Regions from separate parts of the Mus musculus genome. Here region 2 is linked to region 1. Evidence: chromatin loops called from intact Hi-C (ENCODE). Cell type or tissue: heart. All regions are shown on one strand. Links, peaks and the distances in the headings refer to the core of each region. The heading gives the core; the rest is flanking DNA. Region 1 holds the start of Sptbn4 (spectrin beta, non-erythrocytic 4). Region 2 overlaps Sptbn4 (spectrin beta, non-erythrocytic 4).

Evidence for each region. Hi-C counts contacts between places; a loop is a spot of excess contacts. Peaks named below come from ENCODE experiments on the same cell type or tissue, not always from the same donor. Only the 100,000 strongest peaks of a DNase experiment are listed, where the experiment ranks them.
Region 2: it touches region 1 in a loop (2.2-fold over the local background); 6 of 42 quality-filtered maps call a loop at or near these places.

The regions. Positions count from the first base shown.
Region 1 is chr7:27,441,530-27,456,920 of GRCm38, reverse strand. It overlaps Sptbn4 (spectrin beta, non-erythrocytic 4), which reads left to right and starts at 10,332. Exons shown (of 36, transcript NM_032610.2): 1 at 10,332-10,458; 2 at 14,340-14,526. The coding sequence starts at 14,355. It overlaps Blvrb (biliverdin reductase B (flavin reductase (NADPH))), which reads right to left and starts at 8,943. Exons shown (of 5, transcript NM_144923.3): 1 at 8,725-8,943. The coding sequence starts at 8,803. In heart, for the core only: CTCF peaks have their summits at 7,452 (motif pointing right) and 9,304; DNase peaks (open chromatin) are centred at 7,440, 9,040, 9,770, 10,180 and 2 weaker places; H3K4me3 peaks cover 4,322 bases; H3K27ac peaks cover 2,435 bases; H3K27me3 peaks cover 1,842 bases.
Region 2 is chr7:27,354,851-27,370,241 of GRCm38, reverse strand. Sptbn4 (spectrin beta, non-erythrocytic 4) reads left to right here. Exons shown (of 36, transcript NM_032610.2): 26 at 673-1,053; 27 at 2,398-2,642; 28 at 3,504-3,642; 29 at 3,750-3,834; 30 at 4,482-4,678; 31 at 5,552-6,171; 32 at 7,774-7,846; 33 at 8,383-8,675; 34 at 10,134-10,307; 35 at 10,457-10,499; 36 at 12,792-13,859. The coding sequence ends at 12,950. It overlaps Shkbp1 (Sh3kbp1 binding protein 1), which reads left to right and starts at 14,234. Exons shown (of 18, transcript NM_138676.2): 1 at 14,234-14,371; 2 at 14,616-14,669; 3 at 14,796-14,841; 4 at 14,955-15,028. The coding sequence starts at 14,286. In heart, for the core only: no CTCF peak of the experiment used is centred there; a DNase peak (open chromatin) is centred at 8,691; H3K4me3 peaks cover 2,744 bases; H3K27ac peaks cover 2,225 bases; H3K27me3 peaks cover 2,827 bases.

The sequences.
Region 1 (15,391 bases), core at 3,901-11,900:
AATACAATACACAATATACACAATACAAATGTCAAAAGTTTTTGTTTTTAAATTAACCCAAATGGTCAGAGACATAAATAAGTATAAGAGAAGACTATCAATTATTGGAAGAAAATATAAGAAGACATCTAGATGGCCACATGTTAGAAGATGGGATCTTAGTGACGACACCAGAAGCATAAAGAAAAAGCAAAACCAAACGATGGGGCTTCATCAAAATTGAAAACCTCGCATGTCCACATGGGTGTGTGAACACATGGGTGTGTGAACACGCTGGTGCCTTTACTCTCAGCAGTTGGAATTCAGTGAGTCTGTGGCCAGTCTGGCCTAAATAGTGAAACCTTGTCAGAAAACCCCAAACGAGCAAACTTTTGGTGCGTCGAAGACACCAATATGGCGGAGAAGATGTTTGCTACAGCAGTGTGGATTCTACATCCAGGCTCTGTGTGAAAAGTCAGGAGACAGAAGAGGGAAAGGGGTGGGTCTGACCAGTAAACACTGTGATCCTGGAAAAGAAGAGCCATGGTGGTGCACACTGGTAATCTCAGTGCTCCGAGGCAGAGTCAGGAGGATCCCAGGGGCTTAGTGGCCAGCCAGCCTAGCCTGCTCAGTGAGTCACCTGTCCCAGTGAGACCCTGCCTCAAGAATGGAAAAGACATGTTGGATGACTCCTGAAGAATTATAGGCCTCTACACAAATGTGCTCCCTCCCCCACCTGCACTTGACCCAGCTCCTCCCACAAAAGTAAAAAGAAACATTGTAACACACACACACACACACACACTCACACACACACACACACACACACACACACACCTGTATTCCCAGCACTCGGGCTGCAAAGGGAGGAGAATCAGGAGTTCAGGGACAACTTTTGCTACATAGTAAACTGAGGTCAGCTACAGGAGACCTATCTCAAAAAAAAAAAAATAAATAAAAATAAAAAAGAAAGAAAGAAAGGAAGGGAGGAAGGAAGACAAAGGCAAAGGGGCTGGCAAGATAGCTAAGTGGGTAGAAGTATTGATGACCCAACAGAGATACCCGGGACCAACCTGAAAGTTGTCCTCTGACCTCCATAAGTACAGATACACAATAAACAAATAAAATCTAGTTTAAAAAAAAAAGAAAAAGAAAAAGAAAAGAGGGTGTGGTGGTGTAGTCCCACCACATGGGAGGCAAGGGGATTATCTTAAATTAGAGGCCACCCTGGTCCACAGTGTGTGAGGACAGTCAGTACCATAGAACTACATAGCATGACCTGTCCTAATGTCTATAATCCCAACAACTATGGGGAAGATGCAGGAAGTCAGGAGCTCAAGGCCAGCCTGAGTCACATGAGACCTGGATTCAAAGAACCAAAGTCAATATACTACCCTCTTCTGGTGTGTCTGAAGACAGCGACAGTGTACTCATTTAAATAAAGTTAAATAAATTAAAAAAAAAAAAAGATACCACTTCACACCTATCAAGATGATGTAATGAAAAAGCCTGCAGTCAGGGTTGGCATGCCAGTGGGGAGGAACCCCTCCCGTGCCGTGCTGAGGGTAACCTGAAATGATGTGACTACATCTGGCAGTTTTTCTCTTTCTTTGGTTTTAGTTTTTTAAAGATTCATTTATTTATTTAATTTATATGAGTACACTGTCACTCTCTTCAGACACACCAGAAGAGGGCATCGGATCCCCATATACAGATGGCTGTGAGCCACCGTGTGGTTGCTGGGAATTGAACCTCTGGAAGAACAGTCAGTGCTCTTAACTGCTGAGACATCTCTCTAACCCTCTTCTCCTTTTTAAATGATTTATTTTTATTTTATCTGCACTGGTGTTTTGAACAGACAGTTGTGAGTCGCCATGTGGATGCTGGGAATTGAACCCTGGACCTCTGGAAGAGCAGTCAGTGCTTTTAACCACTGAACCATGGCTCCAGTTCCCCTCTGGCAGTTTTTCAAAAGTTTACACATAGCCTGATCACGTGACCCAGCAGTTCTACCGTTAGATAACAGACTGAAGGGAAGCGAAAACATGTTTTCACCCCCAAATTCTTACATATATAATGGTACTATCAGTTTTCATAATATGTGCCAGCTGCTTAATGGATAAATCCACACAGACACACAATGCGGTGCCATTTGACAACAAAAACAAACGAGATATTGACTCAAGTTCCAACAATTTGAGGGAGAAAAAAAATATGCATATATAGCTATGTGAAAGAAACCAAGTCACGCCGGGTGTGGTGACTGGCGATGGTCTGTAATCTCAGTGGTCAGGAAGCTGACGCAGAAGGATCAGGAGTTCAAAGCCAATCTGGGCTAGGGAGTGAGACCTTGTCTTAAAAACAAACAAACTGGGGTCTGGAGAGATGGTTAAGAGCACTTGCTGATCTTGTAGAGGATCCAGATCCTCACAGCTGTCTGTAACTCCAACCCCAGGAGATGTGATGCCCTTTTCTGATCTCTGTGGGCACCAGGTATGTATACAGGTGGGCAAAATCTCCATAAATGTTAAGATATAAATTTTTAAATTTTTAAAAATTATTTATTTTTTCTTTGGTAGTAGGTGGGGACGGGACTGACAGAGTCTCTTTATCTAGCACTGGCTGTTCTGGAACTCTTTATGTAGACCAGGCTGGTCTTGAACTCACAGAGATCTGCCTGTCTCTGCCTCTGTGCCACCATGATTATCCTTATTTATTTTTCTTTTTTTAAGTTTTAGAAGCTCAGGAGAAAGCAAACAAACTATCCACAGAGAGCTGGCTCAGTGGCTAAGAGCACTGGCTGCTCTTACATAAGTGGACCAGAGTTCAGTACCCAAGTCGGGTGTTCCTGTAGCTAACTCCAGCAGCAGGGGTCTGAGTCCTCTGACACCCGTCAATCACCTGCATAACCAATACATAGACTCATGAGTATAGCTAAAAAATACTACAGAAAAATATTAGAAAGACATAAACTAAAAAAAAAAATTAAGAAAAGTCCATGAAACTAAAAATATAAAAATAAAAACCGTATAGAATCTCAGCCAGGAAATGCTTGCACATGCAGGGCACTGGATTGAGTCCCACATAGAAAAACCAAAACCAAACCAACCAAACAACAAAGACAAAAACAAATGCATAAAAACCAAACTCTACTAAAACCAATGAATCCAAAGCCCCAGTCCTGAAACAAGCAATGAAGGTTTGCTATTGTGATTATGCCTTTTATATTTATATTTAATTTTTATATAACCCAACCTGGCCTTGAACTCACTGTAGAAGTGAGGTTGATGTGTCTGGGTCACCAGCTCCCATATCCAGAGAGCTGGGGTTACAGATTTTAATCTCCGTGTCCAGTTTTAACTCATTATTTAAAAAAAGTTTTATTTATTGATTTTATGTATATGAGCATGCTATCACTGACATACCAGACAGTTGTGAGTCACCATGTGGTTTGCTGGGAATTGAACTCAGGGCCTCTGGAAGAGCAGCGAGTGCTCTTAAATGCTGAGCCATTTCTCTAGCCCTTAACTCATTTAAAAAGGTTTTCTGGGCAGTGGTAGCACACGCCTTTAATTCCAGCACTCAGGAGGCAGAGGCAGGTGGATTTCTGAGTTTGAGACCAGCCTGGTCTACAGAGTGAGTTCCAGGACACCCATGGCTACACAGAGAAACCCTGTCTTGAAAAAAACAAAATAAAAAAAAAAAATAAAACAAGATTTTATTTACTTAAACTTTTGTTTCTTGTTAATTATGTGTTTGTGTCTATACATTTGAGGGCAGGTGTGTGTCTGTGCATTTAAGGGCAGTTGTCCATGGAGGCCAAAGGTGCTGGAGTTACAAAGTTGTCTGAGGTAGGTGTTAAGAATTGAACTTAGGTCTTCTGCGAGAGCAACAAGGGCTCTTAACCACTGAGCCATCTCTTTAGACCCCAGTTAATTTATTATTATTATTTCTGTTGTTATTTTAAGGCAGAATCTCACATTGTGGCTTAGTCTGGAACTGGAACTCATTGCCCTTTCCCTCCCAGGTCCGTCCTGGTCCTTCCATACCTTGCAGTAAAACTCACATTGCTCAGGACAGCCTTTCTGGGCACTTCTGGCTCTGGCTTCCCCTCTCAGAGACACCATCCCCTTCACCTAACTGTACTGCGGCTGACTCCTCAGTTTACCTCACTGTTTCCTGCTTCTTGGCCTTTGCTCATGGTGTGTGCTGGCTGCATCCGGCCCCTTCACCCTCTTTCCCTGGATCTCTAGATCACCTTTCTTTGCTCCGTCATGACTCTCTGCTGACCTAGGAATAACCGATAGCCCTGGGAGTCCAGGGGCTCACATTTGCTTCCGGTTTCCCTCACACCTCACAAACGCAAGCTCAAGCTCCCGGCCCCCATGTACCTGAGTTTCAGGATGGCCCCGTGGCTACTGAATAAGGAGCCTCATGAAGCTCATTTGTTGCCTGGCTAGACAGCCGCTTCTCATGTTCAGCCTTAATCCCAGCGCTCAGGAGGCAGAGGCAAGTGGACGTCTATGAGTTCAAAGCCAGTTCAAAGGTTAGTTCCAGGCCTGGCAGGACTACACAGGGAGACATTGTCTCAAACGAGACAAAACAAACAAACAAAAAAAAAAACCAAGCAAAGCACACAGTTCACGTTGAGATGAAAAGGGCCCCACGAGGGGCTGAAGAGACAGAGGCTCTGTGGTTGAGAGCCCTTGTGGCTCTATCAGAAGATCTGGTTTCCATTCCCAGGACCCACAGGGTGGCTGACAACTCTCTACAGCTCCATTTTTCAGGGGACCTGACCTCCTCTTCTGGCTTCCATGGCCACCAGGCACAAGAGTGATTCACAGACAGTACATACATAAAAAAGGATAGAAAATAAAATAAAATAAAATAAAATAAAATGAAGCAAGATGCACACGCAGCTAGTAGCTACCAAACAGCACACATTTAGATCTTATCCTTCCTGAAAGACAACTTCTGTGAGATAATTAAAATACGGGCTTTTATCCTTTTCATTTATCTTCATTACTTATTAACTAGTTTACATTTATTTTACCGTGTGCGCAGGAGTCAGTTGTCTCTTTCTACCCATGTGGGTCCTGGGGATTGAACTCAGGCCATGAGGCTTGGCAGCAAGCGCCTTTACCCACTAAACCACCTTGCTGGCCCTAAAATATGTGGTGACTTTTTTCTTTAACAATATCATTTGTTACTAACATTTTGTTCATGTTTCTTGTATTTATTTATTTGTCAGAGTGTCACACTGTAGCCCACACGATCACCGAATTCACAATGTAGCTCAGGCTGGCCTTAAACCCTGTGCTGTTCCTGCTGTCTACCTCCTAACTGCAGGTGTCAAACATCTGGTCAGGCTTTCTGTTAAGCTTTTATTTTTAAGTAATCTCAGCTATAGAGAAGTTGCAAGATTCTCTAGACCTGCTTCCTCTTTTTACTTATATACATAGTATATGATATGCAGAACTTATATATTTGCATAGAAAATTCACACATGTACAAATCTGTCTGTCTTTCTGTTTCTCTTCCTATTTGAGAATAAGTTGCAAAATTCATTCACTTTTAAGGTTTTTCTTTTCCTTCCTTCCTTTTTTATTTTTGGAGGCAAAGTATTACACAAAACAGGCTGGCCTTGAACTATGTTTTCCAGAACTGGCTGTGAACCTTAAAAAGAGAGTGTGAACCTTCCACTCTCTGAGTCTTGGGAGTATAGGATTTTCTCATCATTTCTCCAGCTCTTTCAAGAATTAATAAAATAAAATAAAATAAAATAAAATCTTAACACTCAATACAAAATTTCACTGCCTGACCAGTACACATAAATTCATATGTCAATCCAACATCTGGCATTCTGTAACCTTATCCTGGCAGGAATGCAGATGATAATCAGACTGCTTGAAACAGTGGACCCCCCACTCCAAAAGTGCAACTTTCCCAAATGCCTCATGATGGCAGGAGAAGGAGGCCGGGGCCCTGTGCCAACCAGAAGAGGAAGAGATTTCATGGCTCTGACAACTTGTCAGAGCACCTTGGAGGACACAGGGTTCAACAAGATGATGGCTGTGATGACCACACCATTAACGAGAGGGATTGCGCATGCGTGGGTACCTCTTGCCTTCTATTTAAACTTGTAGCTTTCATCAAGACCTTGAAGGCTGGGTCTGGGTAGCAGAGGAGCTTCCCGACATGCTTACATTAAATTCATCTCCTTTTTCTACTTTCACTATTAGTTTTTCTCACTAATTGACCTGCTGAGGACACGTGGTCAGACCTGGCTGCCAGGGCCTAGGCTCAGATTCTAGCGACTCCCGCAGCAGCAACTTGATACATTTTGATCGTTTGTGACCAATTTAAAGCAGTCCAGCACTCACACTGAGCCCTAGTTTGAAAAGTCCTAGATTGTAACAATTTTACAAAGTGGCCATTCTTATCATACCAAGAAAGGGAAACTGAGGCAGGTTCTGGTAACTAGCCTTGGGCACACAGTGGGTAGAGAAAACCAGAGCTACATTTAAGACTGGGCTATAATCTTTATATCTGAGTTCAGTTGGCTGAGGAGTATAAGCACCCACTGGGCATGAGCCTTGGTTCTAAGCACTTTCTGCATTGTAAGTCATTTCATCAGAGTCTCAAGGCAACCCCTGTTTTTGTTGTTGTTTTGTTTTTGAGACAGGGTTTCTCTGTGTAGCCCTGGCTGTCCTAGAACTTACTCTGTAGACCAGGCTGTCCTCGATCTCACATAGATTCACCTGCCTCTGCCTCCCAAGTGCTGGGATTAAACACTTGCACCACCACCACCACCCAGCTAGCAACCTCTGTTTATCTGTTACTCTTATTTGTGTGTGTGCATGTATGGAAGTCAGAGGTCAAGTTCTTCTGAGTTGGTTCTCTCTTTCTGGGGATTTAACTCAGGTTGTCAGGTACCTTTACCCACTGACCTATCTGTCTAGCCCGCAACCATTGCTTCAATATTGGTCTTCTTTTCTCTTTTCTTTATTTATTTTACAGATATTTAGGTCTTTGACTGTAGATGACACAGTATTTGGTCACATCACTGTGGTATGTGGTAGACCTGGCTGTTTAAATACACAGGATGAACCCAGAGTCTGTTTGTTAGACCCTTGGTCCTACAAAATGACATTGAGGGACTAAAACCCAAGCCCTTCCTAGCTACTTGTTTTCCTTGACTGTGCAGTTTCTTGGGCACGCTAGGCCGCTAGGCCGTGGGGCCTACTGAGCCACGCCCCCCTCAAGCCTCTTCTCACAGGTGGATCCCAGGCAGGCGTTTCATCTCTGAGAGCTATATCCCCTAATCCCTTCCTGCCTTTTTTTTTTTTTTTTTCCTTTTTCTTTTCTTTTTTTTTTCCTCTTCCTGTTTCTGACAGGTTTTTCTGAGCCACAGGGAGAAAAAGGCCAGGCCTCCCGGAAATCCTTCGTGTAGTTCCGACTGTGACCAGCAGGGAGAGCCATCAGTAAACAGTGGTATTGGGGATTAAGGTATTTAACAGGATACTCCACAAATTCATGGTGACACAGCATTTGTCAACTTCTCTCTTCCTTTCCCTGTTCCTCCCTAGAAATGATTTATCAGCAGCTTGCTTTTGTTTTGTTGTTTTGACATAGGGTCTAAGGTTGCCCACGATGGCCTTGAACTTGCTGCGCAGCCAAGGATAGGTTTGATCTCCTGAGTCTCCTACCTCTGCCTCTCCAGGGGTGGGGGAAATTACAGGTCTACACCACCACAGCCAGCCTGTAGTTTGTTTTCTCTGGGAGGCCCAGGGCGCTCTCCTTTGCCACGAATTAAGGCCCTCATTAAGTCCCTGGGGGAAAGGATAGCCCATGGGGGGCGGGGGGATGGAACTTCTAGAAAAAGCCTCACCCAAAGCAGGAGCTGTGCTGGGAACCAGCAGGGACTGGGCTCTTTGTGGCCTCCACCCTTTTGGGGCACTCTGATAGTCAATATCTTAAGAATCGCCAAGGCTAGCAAGGGTGTGGCTCTTTATCTGGAACTTTCACGTCTGGTCCAGAGTTAACTTCTAGACTGAGGAGCCAGGGGATGATGGGGGATCCTGCGCCCTCCCCTCGGGAGGCCCCAAAGCTCAATGTCCTTCCCAGGACTTCAGTTCTTGGACTGCCCCTCTCTTATAGGGTGATCACCTCCATTCTCTTTGAAGTAAGTTGCTGCCTAACCTTTTCGATTTTCTGTTCCAGTGACCAAACTATGAGCCTGCAGACAGTTTTTTAGTGCTTAAGACCACGGACCGGAGTTCAAATCCCGACACAGCCATGTACCAGCAAGTCCTCTCCGCCTCAGTTTTCTTATGTGTCAAGTGGGGTAACACACTAGTTCCCATTCCAAATGAGGGTCACCAGAATTTTAACACGTGTAAGGAGATGGCCCGGCTGGCTGGATGCCAAGCTAGTCCTGGCTCAGAAAACCCTTTCTGGGTGTGCTAACTAGGACCACCACCACAGTTACGACATTTCATAAGAACCCCTGGTTTGCATAGAACTGTCAGAGGAGTCCTCCAGGTTCCCACAGTTAATTCCTTTACGCCTTGAACCCACATAACGCTGAATGTCAGAGTCCTCCATTTGTGCCCCCGTGACCACTTGCTGGCCCACAGGCTGGGGCACACACCGCCCCGTGTGGTCTCCGCCCGGCCCCCAGGACGACTTTTCCCAAAACTCCGCCCGGTGTTCATGACTTCCCCCACCCGCCCCGGCTCCTGCCTGCTTGCACCGCCTGCGCCAGTGTGGTGAGCCCGGTCCTGCCGGTGGCACCGAAGATCGCGATCTTCTTGACAGTCATGCTGCGGGGTCCAGGGCCGGAAAAGCTGAGAACTCCGAGGACGCGCGGGAACACAGTGGCTGCGAGGAGGCGCGCTGCGGGTCCTCCTCGACCCAGAAGGAGGGGGCGGGACCAGACAAGGTTCCAGCCTCCGCCTCACCCTCCTAATTTGGGTTCAAAGGGCGGGACCGAGGCGACCACGCCTCCCGCTGGAAAGAGCATGAGTAGGCGGAGGAGTCAAATTGCATTTCCAGAGCCCCTTCTCCGATAGGCGCTTAGACGTAGAAGCCACGCCCCTTCTAGGGAAGGGAGTGGGCGGTGCTAGAGCAGTTTGTCACTTAGCGCTCTGCCTACTAGAGACAGCCACCCTTAGTGGGCGGGGCTGAGCGGGGCGGGGCCGGCCGGGGCGTTACGCCCACCGTGCTCTCTTTGCTCACGCCCCCTTACAGACAGGCTCTGAGATGGTACTTCCCTCTACCAAAGCGTCCTCCCAACAAGCAAGAGGGGTGTGTGGGGTGATTTTGTGCCTGTGTGACCCTCAGTGACCACAAGGGACAGCATGGTTGTGGGCGACACCCGGTTTCATTCCTTGTGTTGCAATGTGAGTTGTGTATAGAGATCATTAATGTTATTTGGCGTCCATGGGGGTGATACTGTGAGGGGTACTCAGCCTGTGTGATATGGTAAGCTGTAATGGAGTGTGATACTTTCGGATTGGGAAGGTTTGGGACACCACATGGGTGCGTGATATGATCCCATTTATGTGTGACTGTGTGTGACATCAACTGAGATTCCTTTTGTGTCTTGTTGAGGCTCTGATGTATGGGTGTGTAGCAACACAGGGTGTGTCATCTTTTGTGCCTAGGCAACTGGTGTGACATTTTAAGCGTGTAAGACTATGCGATTGTGAACTTTGTGTTGTGTGAGCGTAGATACTCTGTGACACCTTGGAGGTGTGTGACATGCCTGACTGTATGTGCTATTGGTGGTGGTGGCTGTATGTGAGTGTGTCACAGTGCGTGGTCCTGCAGAGCACTATTCCATCCTGTGATACTGTTCAAGTGATTTCATGTGACCCTTATTGTGGTGGTGGCAGTATTTGAGTAACAATGTATGTACGATCCTGCAGGGCACTATTTACTGTATTGGTAACTACTGGTGATATCTGAGTGTCACTGTCAGTGGTGGCTATATCAGAGTGTGTCACAGTGAATGACCCTGCAGGACACATTCCAGAGAGGAAAACATTGCAAGTGACTGCGTGTGACAGACAGTTAGAAGGTTTGACCCTGACTGACCCCTTACGAAGGAGTGACACCATGAGAGTGTGCATGTGGAGAGAGTGTGTATGACGTTGCCAGGGGCCCGGTGTGTGAGTGGCAGTGTGGGAGTGTGTGACGCTGCCTCGAGCGCTCGCGAGCGCGGCTGTGCATCACACGCGTGGCCCGGTGTGTGACAGCGCGGGCGGCGGGGCGGCGTGCGGGAGGGGTCCCGGGGGCGTGCGGAGCGGCTGCGGCGCGTGGGGGGAGGCGCGGCGGCGGCGGCGCATGCGGATCTGGCCGAGCGGCGGGCCGGTGGGGCCGAACAGAGCCGGGCCCGGCCCGGCGACGAACGCCCGCAGGGAGGGCGGTGCTGCGCGGCGAGCATCCGGGACCGCATCGGCGGCCGGCGCCCAGGTGAGCGGCGGTGCGGACGGCGGCCCCTCCCCAGCATCTCCCCACCTGGCCCAGCATCCTCCCCCACAAGCTGGCGACCTGAGCCCTCGGATCTGTTTAGCCGGATAGAGGCTTGCGATCCAATGAACCCCTCACCCTCACCTAGCTCAGCCACTGAACCAGGCGTGGGTCACCCCAAGGCCTTGTCCTTCCCAGGCCCCCCTCCTCCGCACGGTGACTGGACCACAGGGGCAGAGAGGCGCGGCTTTGGAAGGGTTAAAGCCTCGGATCCCACTCTCAGCTCAGCTCCCCACCGGCTCTTGCTGGATCCCGCAGGACCCCTTTCCCTTTGCACCCCGGAAAGGCCAGAGCTGCAAGCTGGGCCCACAGAGAGCTCGCCAAGTGCTAAGCGCCTCCTCTGGCCCAAGTATCCTCCATTGGGGAAACAGTTGTGACCACCCATTAATAGGAAAGGAAATCAAAGCACAGAGAAACCGAGTTCCACACCGCCAGAATAAAGCATTGAACCCATCTCTTTTTTGACTCTTGACCAGACCCCCGGACTTGCTAAGATATGAGACCAAAGAGGGAAAACTCAGAGCTGGCTGGCTGTGTGTGTCAGTGGTGGAGCACATGGCTGTGTGAGGCTCTGGATGGAATTCAGACACTATGAGAAGAAAAGAATAAGGAGAGCTATGGATTGAGGCTTGGCGTGTACCAGATCCCATGGTTGCTGAGTGAGCAACTCATTTCATCTCCAGACCTCTGTAGGATTTTCACAGATGAAGACCAGATAGGGCAAGTGACTTGGCTGGGGTCACACAGGTAGCCATGTGGTCACTTACAGCTTTCTATGAAAGAAGAGAAGAGCAGTGGTTTTAGGGTGCCCACTTAAAGGAATAATCTACTGTTGGCCACAATCTACCACCTACTTAGCGTCTTAAACTCTCCTGAGTTTGAGGCCTTCTGAGTCTTTTTTTGTATGTCTTGTTTTGTTTTGTTTTTCGAGACAAGGTTTCTCTGTGTAGCTCTGGCTGTCCTGGAACTCACTCTGTAGACCAGGCTGGCCTCGAACTCAGAAATCCACCTGCCTCTGCCTCCCAAGTGCTGGGATTAAAGGCGTGCGCCACCATGCCCGGCCATCTGGGTCTTTTGAAAAGAAGTGTATTATTCTATTTTTACAGTCTTAGAAGTAGGACTGGGGTGTGTATGTGGGGGTTGTGTTGGAGACATACTTGATGTCACCTACCCTCTAAAATAGGTATTTATGATGTTCAGGGTTCAGGAGGAAGACAGTAGTACATCAGGCAGCTATTGGTACGGGAATGCTGCTGTGTAACAAAGCACCCTTCCCAACTCACTGTCATAAAACACTAAGCATTTACTTAGCTGTAAAGTCAAGAGTTTAATAACTTAGGCTAGACCTGATTGTTCAGTTTTTCAGGCCTCAACTGGCATACTCAAGTTTTAGAGTTGTCATAGTGATGGGGGGGGCGGTATCATTAGCTGCTGTAGCTGGCTTTGGCTGGAGAGTTTGTGGTCCTGGACCTAGTCTAGTCTAGCATCACACTTAGCCCAAGCGATCTCTTTAATTAAGGCTCAGGACTGGCCAGCTATTTCCTCCCACTCAACTCCTGCTGGTCCAAGCAAGTCACATGTTAGAAGCCAGGGTCAAAGAGAAAGACACATCCCTAGGCACCCATAGACCTTTCGTCCCTCGGACGTTGGAGAACAAAAGGGTTACACAGCAAAGGGTGGTGACTGCAGGGGTGAATATAGAGAATTAGCTCTATAACTCATGCAAGTGGGTGGACTCCTCCATGCCTCAGTGTTCACATCTATAAAATGGGCCAATGATAACTGATCACTAAGGAGTTAAACACTTGAATGCGTATAAAATCCAGAGCAAGGCAAGGGCTCAGGTATGTTCACTCTTGTCATTACTGCTGCGTTGTGGAGCTCTGTGAAGCTCTCTGTGTTAGTGTTCACCAAAGAATACCGTGACTGGTGGGCTGTAGCTGGCTCTAACACGGATCACTGCAGCTGCTCTCTGAAGTGGCCAGGCTGAAGGTTGTTATTTTAGCGGCTTAATTTTTTTAAAAAAAGATTTATTCATCATTTAGTAAGAGTAATTAATGGCCTATGATTTATTTATTTATGTTATGTGTGTTTGCTTGCTTGAGTTTATGTGACCCTTGTGTGTGCAGGGGCTCACTGCAATTACAGTTTTTAACTACCACACAGGTGGTGGGGACTGAACTTGAGTCCTCTGCAAAAGCAATAAGTGTTCTTCACTAAACCATCTCTCTCTCTCTCAACACACACACACACACACACACACACACACACACACACACACACACACATACATTTTTCTTTTTTTGAAAGAAAACTAGGGAGGCAGAGGCAGGCAGATTTCTGTGAGTTCAAGGCCAGCCTGCTCTACATAGTGAGTTCCAGGACAGCCAGGGCTACACAGAGAAACCCTGGCAGGGGGTGAGAAAGAAAAAGAGAAGCAGGGTCTCCTATAGTCTAGGTGGGTCTTGATCTTGTTGTGTAGCTGAGGTTTGTACTCACCCTCATCCTCCTGCCTCTACCTCCCAAGTGCTGAGCTGGGATTAAAGACACCACCCACCAGGCCCAGCTTGTGTGTGCGTGAGCGTGCGTGTGTGTGCGCGTGCGTGTGTATGCAAATGCACATGCACAAGTCAGACATCTACAGTTGGGTGTCTTCCTCTGTCACTTTCCAGCTTATTTATTTTTAAAGATAGGGTCTCTCATAGAACCCGCCTCACTGTCTGACCAGTGAGTTCCTAGGACCCACGTGTCTCCGTCCTGGGCATTACTAGCTAGCTTTACAGATGTACACCACTGTGCCCCACTTTTTACATGGGCGCCAGGGATCTGAACTCAGGGCCCCGTGTTTGTGCTGTAAGCATTTTAGTGACAGTCCCAGATGATGACAATGACGACGATGATGATGATGATGATAACTGAGACCAGCTCTCACTATATGGTCCTAGTTAGTATGAAACTTGCTATGTATGTCATGCTGGCCTCCAACTCACAAAGATTTGCCTACCTCTTCTTTCTAAGTGTCTGGGGTTAAAGGTGTGTGCCACCATGCCTATTATTGTTGTTGTTATTATCATTATACATAGTGTGTGTATAGGTGCACACGTGCATAGCTGCCTTCAAAGGCTAGAGATCAACCTTGGATGTTATCTTTCAGGTGATGCTCACATTGTTTGTGCTCTTTTCTTGGCTGGAAGCTCACAGATTAGGCTGCCTGGCTGGTGAGCCCAGGGGTCTGCCTGTTTCCACTTCCCTAGTGCTGGAATTACAAGCATGCACCACTCTACTGCTTGCTTTTATGTGGGCTCTGGGGATTGCATTCAGGTCCTTATGCTTCCGAGAAAAGCACATTACCCGCTGAGCTGTGTCCTTAGTCCTATTATTTGATTTTTTTTTTTTTTTTGGAGACAAAATTTAGCTAAAAGTAGCCTAGGTTAGCCTGAAATTCGTGATCTTCGTGCCTCAGCCTCTCAACTATGGGAGCACAGGCTTTGCCCCATCACAATTGGCTTTTTTTTTTTTTTTTTAAAGATTTATTTATTTATTTATTATATGTAAGTACACTGTAGCTGTCTTCAGACACTCCAGAAGAGGGAGTCAGATCTTGTTAGAGATGGTTGTGAGCCACCATGTGGTTGCTGGGAATTGAACTCTGGACCTTCGGAAGAGCAGTCAGGTGCTCTTACCCACTGAGCCATCTCACCAGCCCACAATTGGCTTTTTTAGTCAGATTGAGACAGGGAACAGAATATATGGGCACTCACTGTCAGAAGTGGGTCCTCTGAACTCAGCCCGTTTCCCTGCACTAATTTTCCTCTCTCTTCCAGGCCCTGCCTCCCCCAATGGCACAAGTACCAGGGGAGGTGGACAACATGGAGGGCCCAGCAGTCTCCAACAACAACAACCCTTCAGCTCGCTGGGAGAGCCCAGATCGGGGCTGGGATCGGGAACCTCCCGCAGCCGCCAATGCTGCGGCTTCACTCTTTGAGTGCTCTCGGATCAAGGCTTTAGCAGGTATCTGGAAAAGAGGCCTGGGAGGGTGGACGGACATGGGGCGGCGAGAGCGCACCTCTCCATGGCTGGGAGTCAGGAGGAGTTGCTCCCAGCACTGGAGTTCCTTGACTAGCTCTACCAGTGAACTTCCCACTGAGATGAGACTGTTTCTGTATCTGTGGTGTCTAATGGGGGCCGCCGCTCATCTATGTGGCCAGTGAACACTCCCAAGTGTGGCCAGTGCACCATGCTTTAAATTCTACTTAGTTCTAACTGATTTGAATTAAAATACTGAGATGGGACTTGGGACTGCTGGGCGAGGCACACCTTTCTTTTTTTCTTTTCTTTTTGTTTTTTTCGAAACACGGTTTCTCTGTGTAGTCCTGGCTGTCCTGGAACTCACTCTGTAAACCAGGCTGGCCTCAAACTCAGAAATCCGCCTGCCTCTGCCTCCCAAGTGCTGGGATTAAAGGCCTGTGCCACCACTGCCTGGCCTTGATTTTTTATTTTTATTTTTTTTAAAGATTTATTTATTTATTATATGTAAGTACACTGTAGCTGTCTTCAGATACTCCAGAAGAGGGCATCAGATTTCGTTACGGATGGTTGTGAGCCACCATGTGGTTGCTGGGATTTGAACTTGGGACCTCCGGAAGAGCAGTCGGCGCTCTTAACCACTGAGCCATCTCGCCAGCCCCCGATTTTTAATTTTTTAAAGACAGAAATCTTTCTATGTAGCTCTGACTCTTCGGGAGCTTGCTGTCCCAGACCAAGATTGCCACCTGACTCAGAGAACTGCCTGCCTCTGCTCCTGACTAAATGCTTGCAAAGACCTGAGACACCACCTTCCAACCCTCACTTTCTCTTCTTGACGCAAGCTCTTACA
Region 2 (15,391 bases), core at 5,060-13,059, 88 kb after region 1:
CACATTTTGATCCAAAAGTGAGAGGCAGAGAGAGGCACACTGGGAATGAGCCAAGCCCTTTAAAACCTCGAAGCCTGTGTCCCCAGTGACAGGCTTTCTCCAACCAGACCACACCTCCTAATCCTTCCCAAACAGTTCCACCAACTAGAGACCAAATATTCAAACAAGTGATCCTATGGGGGCCATGATCATTCAACCCCCCACATACCAACAGTGCTAGCAGCCACTGTGTATGTAAGGCTCTGGGCCTCCTTTCCAATTACCCTACCTCATGGCCCTGAAACACATACATTCATATATTGTAAAGCACTCGTGGCACCTGAGAAGGTGGGAGGAGCAGGTGAATCAGGAGTTCCACATATCTTTAGCTGCATAGTAAGTTTTAGGTAGCCTTGGCTATCTGAGACCCTGTCACACGCATACACACAAAAAAACCGGGCATGGTATACTCAATGCCTAGCATGGTATTAGTTATTAATACTATATATCATATATATTAAGCATTTATTATATTGTTGCTATAAAATGGTCAAGAACTATCAGATATTATTTTGTTATAATGACGATTATTATCATCATTTGTATCTGTCACATGGTAACAGGTTGGAGGAGGCTAGGCACGGTCACCCTCTTTCCGGTCTTTTCTCACCCCACCTCATGTCTCGATCCCAGGTGCTACAGGAGAAATTCTCAGAGTTTGCCAGTGAGACAGGAACCGCAGGGCGGGAGCGGCTGGCGGCGGTCAACCAGATGGTGGACGAGCTGATTGAGTGTGGTCACACAGCAGCGGCCACCATGGCTGAGTGGAAGGACGGGCTGAACGAGGCCTGGGCTGAGCTGCTGGAACTCATGGGCACTCGGGCCCAGCTGCTCGCTGCCTCTCGGGAGCTGCATAAGTTCTTCAGCGATGCCCGGGAGCTTCAAGGGCAGATTGAGGAGAAGCGGAGGAGGCTGCCCCGCCTGACGGCACCACCTGAACCCAGACCCAGTGCCAGCTCCATGCAGCGGACCCTGCGAGCCTTTGAGCACGACCTGCAGCTCCTCGTGTCCCAGGTGAGGTGGTGAGTGGGAGGGCCTGACTATGTGGCTGGGAGGGCAGACAACAGCTGTGTAGTCGGCAGGCAGGCAGTGGACAGGAGGAGAAAGCAGTCTGGGGACAGGAGGGAACTGGGAAGAGAGAAAGCAGACTGGTTTCGAGGTGCCAAGAAAGCCAGTTGAGATGGGGTGGGGATGTGAAAATTTATTATTTTAAAAGTTTAAAAAGGATTTATTTATTTTATGTATAAGTACACTGTAGCTGTCTTCAGACACACCAGAAGAGGACATCAGATCCCATTACAGATGGTTGTGAGCCACTATTGATCAGGACTACTGGAAGATGAGTCAGTGCTCTTAACCGTTGAGCCATCTCTCCAACCCTTAAAAAAATTTTTTTTTAAAAAAAAATACAGTCTCACTGTGAAGTTTTAGCTATTTTGAGATGTGTTATGAAGACCAGGCTGGCCTTGAACTTGCAGTGAGACTCCTGTCTCTATCAGAAATGACATGATCTAAGCTGGGCAAGGTAGCTTATGCCTGAAACCTTAGCACTTGGAAGGCTGAGACAGGAGGCTTGTCAAGAGTTCAAGGCTAGCCTGAGCTACAGAGTGTGACCTTGTATCAAAAATAGTCCTGGAACTCACTTTGTAGCCGGCTGCCTCTGCCTCCCGAGTGCTGGGACTAAAGGCATGCACCACCATGCCCAGCTGAAGATCCTGGATTTTAGGCTAGCCTTGAGTACACCTCAAAACAAAAAATTGAATACATATTTGGAAACTGAGTTACTAGTAGAAAGCTAGTAGATCTGATGTAAATGGAACAGGGGAAAAAAATGGAAATTATGCCAAATGGACATCAGGGTGGAAAGAGGGCTCCTGAGAATATCAGATGGCTCGAGAGAAGAGAAAGGTGGATCGGTAGGCAAAAGTAAGCGATAGCCACGGCAGAGATATCAGAACAAAAGCTGAAAGAAACCTGGTAGTAAAGATAAAAGTCAGTAGAGGACCAGGCGGCAAGGCCTGAGTGTGGTCACGAGTCTTTGAGAAGTCAGCGAGCTTTAGGACAGAAAGGAGGTGGGGCCTTGGCCACGGGGCTCAGGAAGAGTCCAAATAGAGGGATCTGGGTCGCAGAGGGGCAGGAGGAAGTACCTGGGCCGCAGGGGCGGGGCCAAAGGGAGGAGCCTGAGTTACAGGAGCTGGAGAAGGAGAAAAGAATGAGCCTGGACCTCTGAAGTGGGGAAAGAGGGAGGGTCCACAGGTGATGGAGGAGGAAAGGATGGAGGTTGAGTCAAGTAAGATGAATAGGAGGGTGGAGCCTGTGCCCGCGCTGGACCAGCGCAGGACCTGGCTTGTCTCTCAGGTACGGCAGCTGCAGGAAGGGGCGGCCCAGCTGCGGACGGTGTACGCTGGCGAGCACGCCGAGGCCATCGCCAGCCGCGAGCAGGAGGTGTTGCAGGGCTGGAAGGAGCTGCTAGCAGCCTGTGAAGATGCTCGTCTGCACGTCAGCTCCACGGCCGACGCCCTGCGCTTCCACAGCCAGGCCCGCGACCTGCTCTCCTGGATGGACGGCATCGCGGGCCAGATCGGGGCAGCTGACAAACCCAGGTGCTCCTTAACCTACTTCCAGATCCCCAACAAGGGGCCTTCGCGACAGGAACCGCGAAGGGGCTGACAGCCCCCCTGCCATGTGCTGTTCTGGATGCTTACTTAGTTTCTCGCACGATAGTTCTGGCAGAAGCCAGACCCGGTGGCACAGACCTGTCAACTCAGACACTCAGGAAGCTGAGGCAGGAGAAAGAGTTCAGGGCACGTGTGGGGTAACTTAGCAAGGCCCTGCCTACGGTAAACCAAAGATTTGAGGCTGTAGCTCAGCTGGCAGAGTGTTTGCTTGGAATGCAAGAGACCCTAGGTTGCATCCCCAGTGTGGAATAAAAGCCAGGTCCCGTGGCACATGCTTACAATCCCAGCACTGAGAAGGTAGAGGGCGAGGGATCAAGGTCACCCTTCATTTCATACTGAGTTTGAGGACAGTTCAGCTACATGAACCCCACATCAAAAAAGTTAAAAAAATCTTTTTTCAAGTTTTTAAAAACTAGATGCAGAGGTGTACAGCTGTTATCTCCACCCTTGGGGGGGGGGGTGAAAACAGGAATACGATGGGCTCAGAGTCATCTTTAGCTACATAGTGCATTCCAGGACTGCAAGTGCTACAGGAGAGCCTGTTGGAGGAGGAGAAGAGAGAAGGAAGACTCACTATTTTAGATGTGCTAAAGCAAAAACTTGGCACCTTCGGGTCACTGACTTAATGAAGACCCTGGCTCCTCAGAACTTGACCAGACAAGGTTGCTGTCCTGAAATTCTGTAGAACGGCAGTGTCGAGGATTTGTGTTCGGCAGGAGTTGCATCTGAGGGTCAGGCCGAGGGTATCTGCATGCAGCTTAGATCCCTGTCCCCTGCCCACTGCAGGGATGTGTCATCGGTGGAGGTGCTTATGAACTACCACCAGGGCCTGAAGACAGAGTTGGAGGCGCGCGTGCCTGAGCTGGCAACCTGCCAGGAGCTGGGGCGGTCTCTATTACTCAACAAAAGCGCCATGGCTGATGAGGTGGGGGAGACACAAGGCGGGGGTGGGGGGTGAGGGCAGGTCCATCTCTGCTCCTTCCTTTTGCATACCTGGTACCTAGCTCACCCACCCACGCATGGCATTCCCAGATCCAGGCCCAGCTGGACAAGCTGGGAAGCCGGAAGGAGGAGGTGTCGGAGAAGTGGGACCGTCACTGGGAGTGGCTGCAGCAGAGTGAGTAAGGGCCTAGACAAGGCACATCGGGGACACAGGAGGCATATTTCAGAATGTCTAGCCAAGGGCAGAGGGGTCACAGGTGACGTGAGCATGCTTTGCTCACCAACTTTGGGTCTCCAAAGCCAAACATGAGGGTGGATCACTGAAGGGGAGAGGGGTGTTGGTATCTTTAGAAACATCCCCAGAGACTGGGGGTGTGGCCTACAGAGACTGGGGGTGTGGCCTAGGTGATCGAGTGCTTGCTTGCATGCACGAAGCCCGGGGTCCCATATCTACAGCCTCGTAAAACTGAATGTGGTGGCCCATTCCTGTTGTCCCATGACACCCTGTTTCAAAGAAACAGCATAGCCCCTGTTCCTACAGTAGAGAGATTGCTCAGTGAGAAAAGTCGCTTGCTGCCAAGTTTGATGATCTGAGTTTGATTCCCGGGACCTCCTTAGTGAAAGGGGAGACCTGGATCCCACATAACTGTCCTCATACACACACAATAAGTTCAATGTATATTTAAATAGCCTAGTCTCCATTACTCCTAAGGCTGGACTGGGAGTAGCCCAGGGGCATGGGAGGCTAGAGAAACCATAGCCCTCACCCTGGGGAAAGACCTCAGGCTCTCCTAGTGCCTCATCTCACGTGCCTGCCCCCAGTGCTGGAGGTACACCAGTTTGCTCAGGAGGCCGTGGTGGCTGACGCCTGGCTGACAGCTCAGGAACCGCTCCTGCAGAGCCGGGAGCTGGGCAGCAGTGTGGATGAGGTGGAGCAGCTTATCCGGCGACACGAGGCCTTCCGAAAAGCAGCTGCGGCCTGGGAGGAGAGGTTCAGCTCTCTGCGGCGCTTGACCACGGTCAGACCCCAGATCCCCGCTTCCCACCCACCGTCCTACTATATAGAAATCTCTCACTGACAGCAGCTCTGAGTGCCCAGAGCTTTGGGCAGAATTAGACATAGATCCTTACTAGGCTCCAGGTGAAGGCAGAGGAACGGACCTGTAATTGATAGTTAACAACACAGAGGGAGCCAAGATTTTTGATAAAGGAAATGGTTGCGGCTGGGGAGATGAGATGGGGGGTGGGGGGTGGGGGGGCAGGGTAGGGTGGGGCAGGGGTTCTGGATTTCTAGAAACCCGTTTTGCAAAAACAAAGGTCTGGTCTTGAGGAATCCAATGGGAAGCTTGAAGAATAATGTGGGTGACAAGTCCCATTGAGGGGGATAGTTAGGAAGATGCCATGCCGGTGGGAATCAGAAAAGCACCCAGAGAAGTTAGTTGTCAGATGTGGTGGCACACACCAGAATTCCCATCCTTTGGGAGGTGGAGGCAGGAGGATCAGAAGTTAGTTCAAAGTCACTCCCAGTAATATCGAGTTTGGAGCCAGTCTGGGCTGTGTGAAACCCTGTCTCCCGTGTAGTTACCCATCACACACACTCCACAAAACAAAGACCAAACAAACAAAAGGGAGGACCAGGAATTGGGGGAAGGGAGAGGAGGAGAGGGGAGAGACAGAGACAGACAGAGGCAAAGTCAGAGAGTGAAATCCCCACACCTCTACAAGAACAATGGGTGTTTGTGGAAAGAATAGGTATTAAGGTCTTTGCTAAGAATAAGCAGTGGCTGAAAGTCCTGTCTCCGAGTGAACTAAGTTGAGCAGAGAAGGGGAACGCCCAGCACCTTCGCGAACCGTTCTCTCACCCCAACCTGACCTGACCTTTCTACTCCCAGATCGAGAAACTCAAGGCAGAACAGAGTAAGCAGCCACCCACCCCCTTACTGGGGCGCAAGTTCTTTGGGGACCCCACAGAGCTGGCGGCCAAGGCAGCGCCTTTGCTGCGTCCAGGGGGCTATGACAGGGGCCTGGAGCCTTTGGCCCGCAGGGCCTCGGACACGCTGTCAGCGGAGGTGCGGACCCGGGTTGGGTATGTGCGCCAGGAGCTCAAGCCCGAGCGTCTCCAGCCGCGCATTGACCGGCTGCCAGAGACCTCGGGGAAGGTAGAACCCGCGGCCCCGACAGCCGCAGCGTTGGACACGACGGACACCCCTGGGACTCCGGCGGCGACGGAGTTGGTCCGGCCCCGGTCGGAGCGCCAGGAGTTAGCGGATCGTGCGGAGGAGCTGCCACGGAGACGAAGATCAGAACGCCAGGAGTCCGTGGATCAACCAGAGGAGACAGCGCGGAGGCGGCGGCCTGAGCGCCAGGAGTCCGCGGACCACGAGGGGCCGCACAGCCTTACTCTAGGTCGCTACGAGCAGATGGAGAGACGGCGGGAGCGGAGGGAGCGGCGGATAGAACGACAGGAGTCTAGCGAACAGGAGACTCCCACCAGGGGAGAGCTGGTCAAAGGGTAAGGACCTCTGTGACCAGGATGTTCGAGAAGGGGAAAGCGGAGGCAGAGGCCAGAGGGCCAGGGTCAGCGAGGGAAACAGCCTTATCACCTGACAGCGGAAGACCTAAAACATTTAGGGCTGGGAGGGGAAGCCCAGGGGACTTGGGAGCTCAGGGGCGTGTATGAAGAAAAACAACAGGATGTTTAAAAGCCTGGAGCCACCAGCTTGCCCTTTGCTCTGCTTAAAACTCAGAGGGCAGCGGGGTCTGGTGATGCAGTTGTGGCCCCAGCACTTAGGAGTGAAGAAGGACTGAGTCCCAGGCCACCTGCAATACATACTGAGCACCAGGGCTACCTTTGAGATAGCTCAGTGGTTAAGAGCACTGACTGCTCTTCCAAAGGTCCTGAGTTCAAATCCCAGCAACCACATGGTGGCTCACAGCCATCCATAATGAGATCAGATGCCCTCTTCTGGGGTGCCTGAAGACAGCTACAGTGTACTTACTTACATATAATAAATAAATAAACAAATAAAGAGAGAGATTGATATACATATAATAAATAAATAAACAAATAAATAAATAAAGAGAGAGATTGATTCTGTCTCTAAAACGAACAAGGCATGCCAGTAAGGTTATCCTCGGGGAGGCCAGAGGTCAAACTGGGCTGCATGAGACCCTGACTCTCGTGTGTGTGTGTGTGTGTGTGTGTGTGTGTGTGTGTGTATACACATACATGTACATACATCTCACACACACACACACACACACACACACACACACACACACACACAGGTAATGATGGTGGTGGCTCACGCTTTTAATCCCAGAATTCCGAGTTTGAGGCCAACCTGGTCAACAGAGTGAGTTCCAGGATGGTCAGGGCTACACAGAGAAACCTTGTCTTGAAAAGCTAAATATATATATATATATATATATATGAAGAGATGGCTCGGTGGTTAAGAGCACTTCCTGCTCTCCAGAGGACCTATGTTTGGTTCCCAGCACCCACCCTGGGGGACTCACAACCTCTTAGAAGTCCAGCTTCAGGAGAATCCAAAGTCTTTCTCTGGCCTCTGAGGGCACTGGGCATACATGTAGTATACACATGCAGGCAAAACATTCATTCACATAGCTAACCCTAAAAAAATTAAAAAGAAAAATATTTTAAAAGATCAAACAATTAAAAAAAAAAACCTTAAAGAAGATAGGGATTTGGCCAGGCGTGGTGGTGCACTCCTTTAATCCCAGCACTCGGGAGGCAGAGGCAGGCGGATTTCTAAGTTCGAGGCCAGCCTGGTCTACAGAGTGAGTTCCAGGACAGCCAGGGCTACACAGAGAAACCCTGTCTCAAAAAAAAAAAAAAAAAAAAAAAAAAAAAAAGAAGAAGAAGAAGAAGAAGAAGAAGAAGAAGAAGAAGAAGAAGATAGGGATTTGGTTGTACATTGCGTAGCTGTGTCAGGAACCCCCATGTGTGTAAGACTGCTGAGTGTGCAAGGCACACAGGTGAGAGGCTGCTGAGTTGCAGGCAGGGGCCAGGTTTGGAGCCTTTTCTGTCCAGCCAAGGCAGAGCAGTAGCAAAAGGCCCAGAATCTCACTTCTTTTGTCTCTTCTTCTCCAGGAAGGCCACTCTGGCTGATATTGTGGAGCAACTTCAGGAGAAAGAGGCAGGCCCAGGGATCCCTGCTGGGGTGGTAAGTTGAACAACTGGGATGGGTGGGTGTAGAAGCCCTCTTAGTGGCCAGGATTTCAGAGGCAACCATTACCCAGGCCCATCCTTCTTCCTGGACCTTGCAGTCAACAGAGACCCCATACTCTCCCTTAGAAGATGAAGCCTCAGACCCGGAGGCTTATCTCTCTCTCTCCACGCACGCACACATAGTGGACTCTAACCCCCCCCCCCCATCTATTTTAGAGTCCACATTTCTCCGGGCTTGTGGGGTGCCCATTTTCTTATTAGTCACACACGAAGATTCTTCATACAGAAATTCTATGCACCTTCTACCTCCTCAGACCCTGCTCCTAACCTCCCAATATTCAGAATTCCAAAGCCTAAATTCGAATGACCCATTATCAAAACCTATAGGGTCCTCTCAGCCCTGAGGGTCTTCTCCAAGATAGGTGGCCCTAAAGACGCATAGGACCCCAGGCCCTCGGGCTCCCTGAGACAGGATGCTCCCCCTAGTCATCATGCACAGTACCCCTCTCCCCCCTCCCTTCATTCACACAGCCGTCGCTGCCTCAGCCTCGCGAGCTTCCCCCTGGTCGCCTGCCCAACGGGCTTGAGCCGCCCGAGCGGACACCTCGGCCCGATCGGCCGCGGGCACGGGACCGGCCCAAGCCGCGCCGGCGGCCACGGCCTCGAGAGGGTGGTGAGGGCGGGGGAAGCCGGCGCTCGCGCTCCGCCCCTGCCCAGGGAGGCTCCGCCCCCGCGCCGCCACCTCCGCCCACTCACACAGTGCAGCACGAGGGCTTCCTGCTGCGCAAGCGCGAGCTCGACGCTAACCGCAAGTCGTCCAACCGGTGAGCGCGTGGGCGGGGCTTTGGATGGCTTGGGCGCCTGCTCTGGGTATTTAATGAATGAGTAGCTGGGCTGGAGGAGGGGCGGGACTCAAGTTCAAAGCTTCCAATCCGTGAAGTGGAGAGGCGTGGCCAAAGCTTTGAGTGTCCAATACTGAGGTGTCTGGAACTGAGATAGGAGCATGACAAAAGTGTCCCTAACGTTAATAAATTGGGATTCAATCTCAGCAACCACCTCACGTGATAAAGCAGCAACCTGGAGGTAGAGTCTACTCTAGATAATTCCAATGGGGTGTGAATTGGAGCCTCAAGATGGCATTCAATCCGTGATCTGGAGGGATTCCCCCCACCTGGCAACCCTCAGCCACTACATTTTCAGTGGGGGAGGAGGAGTCTGAAAAGGAACAGAGCCCAAACTGAGGACCTAGTACATTGTTGCAGGTTATCTCAGTTGTTCAAACGAGAAGCTTTTTCTTAAATTATCTAAATTATATTTATTTGTGTTGGGGTGAAAGCTGTGTGTGAAGGTCACAGGACAACTGGTGTGAATTAGTTCTCTCCTACGCTATGTATGTAGGTCGACTAGGGATCAAACGCAGGTTGTCAGGCTTGGCTGCAAATGCTGAGCCTTCTACAGGCCTAACCACCACGTGTTTGCATGTGTGTGTTTACTTTTGGAGTCCATCTTGTCCAGTACATTTTTATCCAACTGAGATTTGGAATGTGGGGGCAGGTATAGCCAGGACATGAACAGGGCAGGTTCGGACTTGGCAGGTGGGGATCATAGTGGTTTTTTTTCCTTGCCACCAGACCAAGATGGCAATGAACAGGGATATCTATTGTATGTTATTTTCCTATCTGAGACTTCTTCCAAGATTGGGGCTTTGGCTGGGAAACCAGATCTTCTTATTCCAAACTGTAGAGTAGTAAAGCTTCCTTGAAGGAACTTGGTGAATGGTGGGAAAATGAGAACTAGTGAATGAATGGGGGGTGGGGGTGGGGGTGGGCGGTGCTTGAAGGTTGTGTGGGGTGGAAATGAGACCAATAACTGAGGCAAGGGCTTATAACGGAATCAGGACTGGAAATCTAGTCCATGGTTTTATGCTTTATTACTGCTGAGACAGACCTCCAACTCCTCACTAGTGGATTCTGGACAAGGGCTCTACCTCCTGCTAAGCTCTATTCCTAGTCTCAAAGCTTGCATCTTGCTTTTGGAAAGTCAATGTGGGATGAGATAAGGAGGAAGCATAAGGAAGGTCTAGCCTGGGCAAACTCCTGGTTCTGGGAGCCTTGACCACACTTGCCAGAATAGGAACTGCTTAATAGAAAAACAGCCTGGCATGTGGCTAAGTAGCTAGGACAAAGGGCCAGCGGAAGGAAGGTGCAAAGTAGCATGACCCAGCATACGCTTTGTGATGGTAATGATGTAGCCCTGCCTTCATCACCATCTCATCACCCCAGGTCATGGGTGAGCCTGTACTGTGTGCTCAGCAAGGGGGAGCTGGGCTTCTACAAGGACTCCAAAGGCCCAGCATCAGGGGGCACGCATGGTGGGGAACCACTGCTCAGCCTGCACAAAGCCACCAGCGAGGTGGCTAGTGACTACAAGAAAAAGAAGCATGTCTTCAAGCTCCAGTGAGTCCCTCCCTCCCTCGGGAAGAAGGGAGGGGTCCCATCGTCGCTTCCTTTCCTCCTTGTATACGCTTGGTTCCCATGAAAGACGATGGGTGATGGGGAGAGGGGTTGGGTTCCTCAAGATACCTGAAGTCCTGTGTCTCCTGCAGGACCCAGGATGGCAGTGAGTTCTTGCTCCAGGCTAAAGATGAGGTAAGATCTGATCCTCTCATCCCACAGGTTGACCTTAGCTTAGTGGCTTAGCTCCCAGGGTGGTTCCTGAATCAAAATAACGGGACTATAGAAGGAACCACACAGGTTGGACCTGTCAGGGTTGTAACAGGAAAGCAGTGAGAGCCCCGAGGAGCTTAAGGAGTCGGGGGTCATGGGGAGGGATTCAGGGCAGGTGCTTGCTAGCCATGATAACTAGGTCTGTCTTCTTTGCCATGGTAACTCAGAAGGCCAGAAAGATGATGGGTGTAAGCTTAAAAAAGAGTGATGAAGGTTCTAGAGAGATGGCTCAGTAGGTAAGAGTGCTTACTGCTCTTCCAGAGGACCCAAGTTTGGTTCCCAGCACCCATGATACCACAACTCCCTTTTAACTCCAGCTTCTGGGGCTCTAGCGCCCTCTTCTGCCTCCTAAGAGCATATATCCACACATGGCATATATTCAAACAAGCAAAATTAACACAAAACAGAACAAAATGAGTGATCAGGGCTGAGTGTCCCAGAGGACAGAATTGCAATGGTTTAAGAGAGCCAATTGCAGGAGGACAGCCGAAGTGAGGTAAATGGTTCCAAAAAGGTCCCCTGCAGCTGGACTTCTCAATATTAGGGGAAGATTTTATCCTGAGTGTGCTGGGGGTGGGTAGGGGGCAAGTCAGAGTTTTGAGCTAAAGGGATTGAATGTAATGTATAACAAATATTCCCTTACTGGAGCTGGAAAAATGGTTCAGTGTTGAAGACGGTTGTTGTTAAAGCCTGATATGAACCGGGCGTGGTGGCGCACACCTTTAATCCCAGCACTTGGGAGGCAGAGGCAGGCGGATTTCTGAGTTCGAGGCCAGCCTGGTCTACAGAGTGAGTTCCAGGACAGCCAGGGCTACACAGAGAAACCCTGTCTTGAAAAAAAAAAGTCTACTATAATTTGGATTCCAGCATCCATATTAAAAAGAAAGAAAGAAAGACAGACAGACAGGCATGGCTGCCCATGGACTTACATAATTCCTTAATTATGGAGGGGGGGTAAAGAAATACAGGAGGTTCTTGCTGGTTCACTGAGAGACCCTGTCTGGAGGGAATCAGGCTAGGGGATAGATACAAGACACTTGGATCCTCCTCTGGCCTCCACACGTGTGCACGGTACAAACCCCAGCATGTACAGTCTCATACACCACACAAAGAAAAGAGTTGTTGGGTTCATTGTTTTGTTTTTGCTTTTTGTTGTTATTTTTGAGGCAGGGCTTCTCTGTGTAGTCCTGGCTGTCTTGGAGCTTTCTGTAGACCAGACTAGTGTCAAACTCAGAAATCCACCTACCTCTGCCTCCCATGTGCTGGGATTAAAAGCATGCACCACCATACCCAGCTCCTTTGAAAAAATTTTTTAAAAAGATTTATTTTTATTGTATGTGTCTGTTTACCTTCATGCTTACATGTGTACTGCACAGCTGCCTGGTTGCTCCACCAAAGCCAGAGGATGTACCCCTGAACCAGACTCACAAGTACTTGTGAGCCTCCACATGGGTGCCTGGTCCCTCGGAAGGGCAGCCAGTGGCCAGTGCTCTTAATCATGTATCCAACTTTCCAGTTCCCAAATTATGTTTTTATTTTTATTTTTTTGAGACAGGATCTCTCTTTGAAGTCTTGGCTATCCTGGAAAACTCTATGTAGACCAGGCAGGCTGGCCTCAGACTCAGAGAGAGCCTCCTGCCTCTTTCTCCTAAGTGCTGGGATTAAAGGGGTGCTCCACCACCCTGCCCCAGTACATTTTATTTGTGTGTGTGTGTGTGTGTGTGTTGATGGATATGCGTATTGTCACCCATGTGCTGTGCCTTGGGTGCAGAGGACAGCCTTCCTGAGTCAGCACTCTCCTTCCTCCTGAGGGAGGAAGCACTCACTGTTCATTAGGCTCCAGCATACCTTTGTTTACCCGGTCCTCTTGCGGTTCCAAAATGACTTATCTCAAGGCTTTTGTAAAGAGGAAGTAAGTTGGACCAATGAGCAAGAGGCCTGGTGTCAGGTCTCTGCAAGCTCCCCCCCCCCCCCAGTACTTCATTTGCATTGTTTCTCTCTGCTTGTGGAGGTGGTCTCTGCTTTATAGATAATCCTATTGGTTCTGTTTAAGGGGGTGCATCCACAGAAGTGCTTAGAGAGGAGTCTGGGGCATGTAACTGTTCTTTTATCCTTACTGTCAGCATTATCCTGCTAACAGGAAAGTGAAGCTAGGGAGGGCGGTGTGGTTGAGTTCCTCTTCCAAATATGGACTTGTCCTGCGTCTTCCGTCAGGAGGAGATGAACGGCTGGCTGGAGGCTGTGGCTAACTCCGTGGCAGAACACGCCGAGATCGCCCGATGGGGTCAGACACTACCTACCACATCATCCACAGATGAGGGCAACCCCAAGCGTGAGGGCGGGGAGCGTAGGGCCAGCGGGCGCCGGAAGTGATTCCAGGTACCCTTTCCCCCACCTTGGAGTCTGACAAGTCTCCTTGCCCCTCCTCTCTGCACTGTGGACACAAAGACAACTTCTCATCCGCAAGGGCCGGAATGACTGCGGATGTGCCACTGTGGGCCTGAAATAGAAGGGACTTCTGCACTCCAAGAGGTGGTGGTAGGGGATTGCTGTCCCTATAGCCATATCTCGGTCCCTTCCCGCTCGCCAACCCCACCCCAGGTGCTGGGGCTCCATTCTTTTTATGCAATAACTGAGCTTGGTGGGGCCGGGCAGGGAGCCAGTTGAGCCAAGCTCCCTGCCCAATCGTCAGATCCTGCCCCAAGAAGCTGGAGTGGCGAGGGATCTAGGAGGTGGTGATTTGTTGGCCTCCTCTCCGCCCTAAGGATGGACAACGGGGGCGCTGGTGAGGTCCCCTGGACCATCCAGGGTGCTAGGGGGTGGGGAGGGGACACACTCCCTCCCTGCCTTTACCTCACTTCCAATGCTGCCTTGATCTGTCTGGGAAGAGGGAGGACAGGGGCCCTTAGCCCCTGTACTCCGCCATCTCAGAGCCATGCGGTTAATTCCTGACTTAGTTTATTTTTGCAAAAACGTAGACCCCCCCTCCTTCCCCCCGCCCCGCATCCGCGAAGGCTTTTAATAGGAGGGGAGTCAAAGTTCAAAACTGTCTTCCTCTCTCCTCCCCGATTCTAGCTGTAAATGCCACTTCCCGAGGGGGAGGGGGTGGGAAAGCCCTCCCCCTGCATGCTTCTGGCTGGAGCACCTCCCTGGGACGGAGGGAATCAGGGTTACAGGCAACCCCCGTGGCTGCTTGGAGACGCTGCCAAGGCAGGGGGTGCGGGGCGGTGTGGCAGGCGCACACTGTATGTACCTATAATAAACCCTTTGGCTTTGACAGTCTTCGCTGGTTTGTTCGTGTATCCGAGACAGGATTGGAGGGTGGGCCGGTGTGGGGACGAGGTCGAGAAGGCAGTCTCCTAGACTCTACAAATACCTAAGCCTTGGTATAGGCTCATTTCAAGATCTGCGCACGTACTCCTCAACGAATCGCCTACATTCGTTATGTATTATACCAAAATAAGGGAACCTAGAAAAGGGGGGGGGGAGTTACTAAATCACTCCAAAGGATCCCCAAGTGCGCCCCGTCGAAACCAGGAAAGACCGGCCCTCTTTAAAGAGTCAGAGACCGTAATTGCGTTGAGCGAGCTCTCTGTCCAATCGCCGGTGGATCCTGGAGTCTCTAGGCCAATGAGCAAGAGGAAGAGGCGGGGTCTATGCACACCCGGAAGTGGGTGCGAGCCGGCCGGCTTGCGGGGGGGTGGGGCTATGGCCGTCGCGACGACTGCAGTGGAGGGGGTCCCGAGTCGGGGAGCACCCGGGGAAGTGATTCATCTGAACGTAGGGGGCAAGCGGTGAGTGTGGGAGATCCTCGAGGCCCCATCCTACGGGACCGAGGCGGGATGCCCGCCTCTTCTGGGGGTGGGGGTGGTAGTCCCTGTCCATCAAGAATTGCTCCGCCTCAAGCTGGAGGCTTGGCGCTTGAATAAAAAAGAAAGAAAGAAAGAAAGAAATGCCAAAGGAGAATGCATGAATCTCAGTGGAGGAGGCAGCGTCCTCACCTCTTCTTCTCTTTCCTCTCCTTACCCCATCGCCCAGGTTCAGTACCTCTCGCCAGACGCTTACCTGGATCCCAGACTCCTTCTTTTCCAGGTGATTAGGAGAGTCTGGGGCGAGGGTAGGAGGGAATGAAAGAAGAGGGTGTGGGGAGACCCATTTCTACAATACTCACCTCTGCAACTCGGCCCATGTCTCCTCCTCGGTTTCCCCTTCCTGTAGTCTTTTGAGCGGACGCATCTCAACCCTGAAAGATGAGACCGGAGCTGTGAGTAGGGCTAGATCAAAAAACGGGACTCCGGGTGGGATGGGGGACAGGAGCTCCTACTTATTCCAGGTCTTTTCCATGACCCCCACCTCCATCCCCACCCCACCATGCAGATCTTCATCGACCGGGACCCCACCGTCTTTGCCCCCATCCTTAATTTCCTGCGGACCAAAGAGTTAGATCCCAGGTTGGTATGGGTAAATGGGTGAATTCTGCCACTGTATAAAATCTCTCCTCGAAAAGTAAATGTGTTCCATTCTATTAGAATTATTGATCATGTTATATTCCTTCCATTAAAATATGCCCACACATTTGCACCATTCTTCATCCTTGTTATCTAGATTTTAAAGAAAGTATGTATTTGTTTGTTGGCTTGAGATAAGGCCTTGCTCTGTAGCCCTGGCTGTCTAGAACTCCATCCAGATCAGGCCAGTCTTTATCTCCCATGTCTTGGATTGGCAGGTGTACCCCACCCTCAACCTCCCTAGAATTTTACGCCGGTTGAAACTAGCCAGGCTTCGGTAGTCTCTGGGCAGTTTCAATACCTTTC